Regions from separate parts of the Homo sapiens genome. Here region 1 is linked to region 2. A link is a loop called in an ENCODE intact Hi-C map of the cell type or tissue named here. Cell type or tissue: natural killer cell. All regions are shown on one strand. Each heading gives the region's core, and the rest is flanking DNA. Links, peaks and the distances in the headings are about the cores only.

Region 1 (2,930 bases), core at 204-2,703, 110 kb after region 2:
TAGTAGAACTGAAGTGATTTCTACAGTAGCTCTATAGCTAGCAACCCAGCATTGGATAAACTCAAGGAATGAAAAATCTAGTGTGTGCTGGGGTTGGGAGGGTAGTCATATATTACTGATTTAACTGTCATCTGGAAAACTTTATGGGAACTAAGTAGAGGATGCCATAAGGACCATTAACTGCTCCTAAGATATGATGAGCAAAGACTGGAGAATAGGAGTGGGCCTAGTCTACAGATTAGTTTTCTATTATTGCTGTAACAAGATACCACGAAATTGGTGTCTTAAAACATCACAAATTTCTTATCTTACAGTGCTGTAGGTCAGAATTCTAGTCCAGGACTCACTGGGTTAAGATGAAGGTGTCAGCAGAGCTTCGTTCCTTTCTGGAGGCTCTAGTCATAGTCATTACCTTTCCCAGCTTCTAGAGGCTGCCCATATTTCTTGGCTCTCGGACTCTGTCTTTCTAGTGACATTGCATTTCTCTGACCACTCTTTCATAGTCATGTCTCTCTGACCACAGCTGGGAAAGATTCTTTGCTTTTAAGAACTCATGTGATTAGATGAGGCTCACCTGGATAATTCAGGCTAATCTCCCTGTCTCAAAATCTTTAACCTTAATCACATCTGCAAAGTCTTTGTAATCAACATGTTCACAAGTTCGAGGAATTAGAGTGTGTACATTCTTGGCGGGGTGGGGAGGGCTGTTCTTATGCTTATCACAGTCTGTTTTTAGGAAAGTAGATAAGTTCACAACGTTAATGCATGGAGGCTGAGATTGTGAGAAGAAATGAAGCAGCCAGTCATAAAGTGTGTTTCGTGCTAATGTAAAGAGTTCTGAAGTTATTCTGATGGCCATAGAGAGCTATTCAATTCTACCTAGTAGAGGAATATTTAATCTATAATGATGTCAAACAATTGAAGTGGGTAGCTTGTGGTACCCAACCATCCTTCGCATTTTAAACATGGGAAAATGAAGACTATTTTTTGACTCAGTATACTTGGGACACATATTAGTGCCATGTACCTATCATTATTTTCCCATATCATGTGTTTTTCTACCCTTTCCTCCTACTTGTTTTTCCTCTAGCCTGTGAGAATGCCATTCATGATTTATAATGTTCTGGGTAAAAAGTTCAGGTAGACCTACATTAAGCAAAGGTAACTCAGATTTGGAAGACTGAAGCTTGGTAGCAGGGAGGGGGTTACTTAGGACAGAGAGATGCCTTGGAATGGCCGCACATTGAGCTCGTGCATGTTGGAGCTGGCATTACCCATGTGAGGAGGTGGATGACCTGTCTATATATTCAACACTAGCTTTTCTTTGAGATCCCCACAAAACAGATCTAGGAAATCTAATGAAAGAATTATCCCTGCTACACCGTGTTTTTAACATAGGAACGGACAGTTAACTTGTGTGTTTGTTCAAGAATGATTCATAATGCAGAAGATGAACTGGTGAATAGAAGAAGCCTAGTAAATTGGAAGATTCTCTTGATGAAACAGAGAAATTGAGATTTATTATTCAGTCACTTCCAATTACACTGTTGTGTTGCAGAGGAAAGCAGCTAAACAGGATGTTGGCTGGTAACACCAGCAAAGTGGAATCAACCTCAAAGGAGATGGTGTCAGAGTGGTGTTCAATGCCTGAGCTTCTACCGAGTGAGTCACTTGTGTGAAAATGTCTTGACACAGATAGAATTGAGGTGCCCACACTATATCTGATCACAGAAATGTTAATGCAGAATAGCAAACTGGCTTTCATCTTCATGGGATTGCAGGCTGGGGGATAAAAGGGGGTGCATTTTTAAAGGTCATCTCTATTGCTTATGAGAAAACAATGTATCACATCCCATGCATCTGTGAGACTGTATATCAAGAATCAGAAATAAATACATTTGAAGGAAAACTGCAAGTTGTTTCTCACGTGTGAATTTGATGCTTTTTTTTAAAAAAAAGAAAGATTTTCTGGAAGAATTTAGCCTCCTGAAAACTTGTTTCTTCTGTGTTGTAGTTGATAATATCTACCACCCACTGTGGTGCATGGAGAGGAAAAACCTTCTATCCCCTACTTTATGTGTTATTGATGTGACATAATTTTTCAGAATAGCCACACAATTTCAAATGTGACTTCTTTTCTAACTTGCAAATAGAGCTGACAACAGCAAGATATGTCCTGTAAACAAACCCCAAAAGAATATTTTTGAACAAGTTGTAGTTCAATTTATACCAGATTATGGAACACTAGAGATTTACAGTGATGCGTTCTTTTATTTAGATGGAATAGGAGAACCCATAGAGTTGAAGCTGTTTGTCTGAAGGTTTGCAGCAGATCAGTGGCTCTGCCAAGCCTGCAACTATCATCACCTGACTCCAAGTTACTCTCTTTCTAGTCCAGCACAGCTGCCTCCCAAGTTTAATAGTCTATGACTCACAATCCAAATCTATGGTGACATATAATATTTTACTTTGATTCCAAATCAACAAGCCAGTTTTAGAAGTGCTTACACTGCTGCATTACTTTTTATACTATTGGGTTCTTCAAGTTGAGTCTTATTTCTAGAACTCCAATAAGAATAACCAGAGGAGTCATTTATTTTGTTATTATGACATATTTATTGAAGACTTATTGGGTGGCAAGCTGTCTTATAGAGGGTGAGGGTACAGCTATGCATAAAACAATGTGTATTTTCTTAAAAGAGTTTATATTACTGTGGGAGAGGCATAGTAAACATGTTAGGTTCTATAGAGAAAAATAAAGCAAGATAAAAGTGAAAGAGTGCTTTGGGTTGAGTGGAGCCATAGTTGCTATTCTGCACAAAGTGGTTAAGAAAAGCCTTAAGAGGAAGAGATATTTGAGGAGAGATCTCAAGGAGGTGAGGAAGTGAGCTCTGCAGATATTTGGGATAAGCATGTTATAGACAGAGGGA
Region 2 (2,930 bases), core at 340-2,839:
TGAATTGGTATTTACTATGTATCCCTTTAATTAAATTCCATTCTGCAGTAAGTGTGATAGCTTTGCCGAAGCACTTGGGGGCCAAAAGGACATTTGTAACTGGTTAAGTTGGAAGATATTTATTTGTATAAGGTGGGTAGGGACAGGATGGACAGGCTATTTTTCTTGGCCACACTCACTGAATTTAAATAGGCAATGGAGATAAATCAGTTGTGGCCCAACTAGACTGCCTGGATATAATATCCTTTTGGACTGGATCATGTCGTTTCATTGCAGTCAGGATGGCTAAGCATGGTGATGGATCATAACTGACCAAACAGACAGGTTGGTTAGAATGTATGACCAGTCATAGCTGTGTAACTGAGGAACTGATTATATTCCTGTGACTAATGAAAAAGCCCAATCTTAGAGTAGCTGTGGTAATTATAATGAGAATACTAGTAAAACATTTTAAGGTGTTGTGTTCCAGACACTATTCCATGCATTACACACACACACACACACACACACACACACACACACACACACACACAGTCTCATTTAATCCTCATAATATTATGAGGTAGTGCTATTATTAATATCCATTTTCTGGATGAGGAAACTGAGGCCCCAACCAGTGAAATAACTTGCTTTGAGTCCCATATTAAGTAGTACTACCCAGGCAACCTGGCCCCAGAGCTTACTTACACGTGTAGTAACTACACTGTTCTTCCCATTTATGAGGTGATTAAACTATGGAGGCAGGCATGGCATACCTGCAGAACAGGACTAGAATCTCATAGGTTTTTGAACTTATTAGGCAGACCTAAGGTTTTTTACACTTCCTGAGGCTATAGAACAGAACTAATCTCTTAGCCTTAATGTCACTATAACGTAAAAACCACGTGAAGAGAATTACGATGGTGAGCAGAGGATAGGACACTTATTATAGTTGTTACCTCATTTATTTAATTCTTTGTTTCTTAGAGAATAAGATTCTGGTACATAGCAGGTTCCCATTAAATACCTATTGATTTAAAGTTTAAAACAAGGAATAATGGCTAAATGAATCATTGAATGCATATGTCTATTTCTTGGAGGTCTAATCATGTTTTCAAAACTTTGGCTCAACTGTAGTTAGTGCAGAGTATGTATGGTCATTCTGCTAGAGCAAAATCTTAGTATAGGATTAAAGAACTCTGCAAATTGTTAAAACATGCAGGTACACTAGTTTCAAAATGTATTAGTTTGATTTATTATTGTCATTTTCTGATAAAGAAAGGGGAGTAGTCTCCCCTAAAGTTTGGTGATTAAGTCACCAGCCACCTTTTCTATTTTGGTTGTTGTGGTAATTGGTGTTTCCTGGAAATTTTCCCTCTGTTCTATTAATAATGTTAAAGGGGGTTACAGCCGTGACTCACTCCAGGAAGTCAACCATCATTCGCTTCCTCAATCTCACCAACCAGTCCCCATGTACAAAATCAGCGACTTCTGCAAATGAGTTACTTTACAGCTCTCAAGAGAGTTCTAGAAAATACAGCTTTTGTATTTCGCTGTGTGCTTCCTGCCTTGGCAGAGAGTAAAACAAACCTTCATGTTTTGCTCCTTGGTAGTCTCGAGATAATTGACCAGTTAGGTAACTAGTGTAGTCTCACTCAAGAGAAATCCCACTTGCTGTCTAACAAAAGTCCCTTGGCACTCAGATTTGCAAAGTTAAACCTGGGGACAGTTCATGAAGTCCAGTGGAGTCTATACTTCTTTTATACCTGGCTTTATGTTTCTGTATTCATTATTTTGCTCAATGTTTAATTAAGTAATGAATATTTTAACTTGTTCAACATATAACTCCGTATGTCTTAGCACTGCTGTGTAGTAGATACCATCATAGGCACTGAGGATGCAGTACAGACATGGTAGCTGCCCTTGGGAACCTTCTATCCTAGTTATTGTTCACTATATTACCAAGTTAACCACAGGGAAAACAAGTTCAGAGAATACATAGGCTGTGGGCCTGTCCTAAAGGAATCAATCTGTAACCGACATGTCTAAAGTTGTGCAGGATAGGATTATTCCACTTAATTCTGTAATTTGTTTTGTCTGGAATTTATCTCATCTATGCCCCCACCCTCACTCATACACATAAACATGGAGATGGAACTTAACTGTGCATTCTCGTGGTACTTAAATTTTTGTACCTTGGATTATCAAAATTTTTGTTCATGTCCTAGCTTCTCTGCAAGTTCTTTGGTTAAAACCAGTGTGTGACACATCTCTGGATCAGAAATGTCTTCCTTTCTACCTTTCACCTTCCCCAACCTTCCTGGTCTCCTAGCACAGTGCCAGATGAATGACAGCTGTTTAGTATGTTTGGTAAATGCTAACTGTGTGTGATCTTAGAAAAGTTAGTGAACTTTGCTGATTTTCAGTGTCCTCTTTCGTAAAAAAGAGAATAATAACCATTTCTACTTCCTAGGTTGTTGTCAAGGTTAAGTATTATATTTAAAGTTTTTTTTTAGTAGTGACTAGCACTTAGTAAGCACTTACTGAATGTTATCATTAATAAATGATCTTACAAAGCAGTAGCATTTCCTTCTAGGATTTTTTTGTAGTCCTTCATGATTGATAGAGAAGAGACATGCAGTCTAGGATTTCACATCAGCTTTTTAAATATAGGAAACCAGATGTAAATATGCTGCTTCGGTTATTTACATCTGACATTCTTGCATGCTTGCTGACAAAACATTAAGTAAAAATTATGCTACTCTTTCCCTTAGATGTCAATTCATGGTCACATTAAAGTCACAAGATTTTTCCTGAAACTTACTGCTGGTACCAATTTTACCATAGGTTATCTTAATTAGTATCATCACACAGTGGTGCAGTTTGACCTTTGGGGTTTGATTCCAGTCCTTTGTTTATTCTGACTGTGAATGGAGGAGTCAGGCAGAATG

What was found. Hi-C counts contacts between places; a loop is a spot of excess contacts. Peaks named below come from ENCODE experiments on the same cell type or tissue, not always from the same donor. Only the 100,000 strongest peaks of a DNase experiment are listed, where the experiment ranks them.
Region 1: it touches region 2 in a loop (10-fold over the local background); 2 of 110 quality-filtered maps call a loop at or near these places.

What each region holds. Positions count from the first base shown.
Region 1 is chr3:188,552,204-188,555,133 of GRCh38, forward strand. The region is part of intron 6 of LPP (LIM domain containing preferred translocation partner in lipoma); the gene reads left to right. Among named protein-coding and RNA genes, the nearest start is that of LPP-AS1, 15 kb to the right of the region's middle. In natural killer cell, for the core only: no CTCF peak of the experiment used is centred there; a DNase peak (open chromatin) is centred at 1,628; H3K4me3 peaks cover 281 bases; H3K27ac peaks cover 2,348 bases.
Region 2 is chr3:188,437,869-188,440,798 of GRCh38, forward strand. All of the region lies in intron 4 of LPP (LIM domain containing preferred translocation partner in lipoma), which reads left to right. Among named protein-coding and RNA genes, the nearest start is that of LPP-AS1, 130 kb to the right of the region's middle. In natural killer cell, for the core only: no CTCF peak of the experiment used is centred there; a DNase peak (open chromatin) is centred at 1,413; H3K27ac peaks cover 2,386 bases.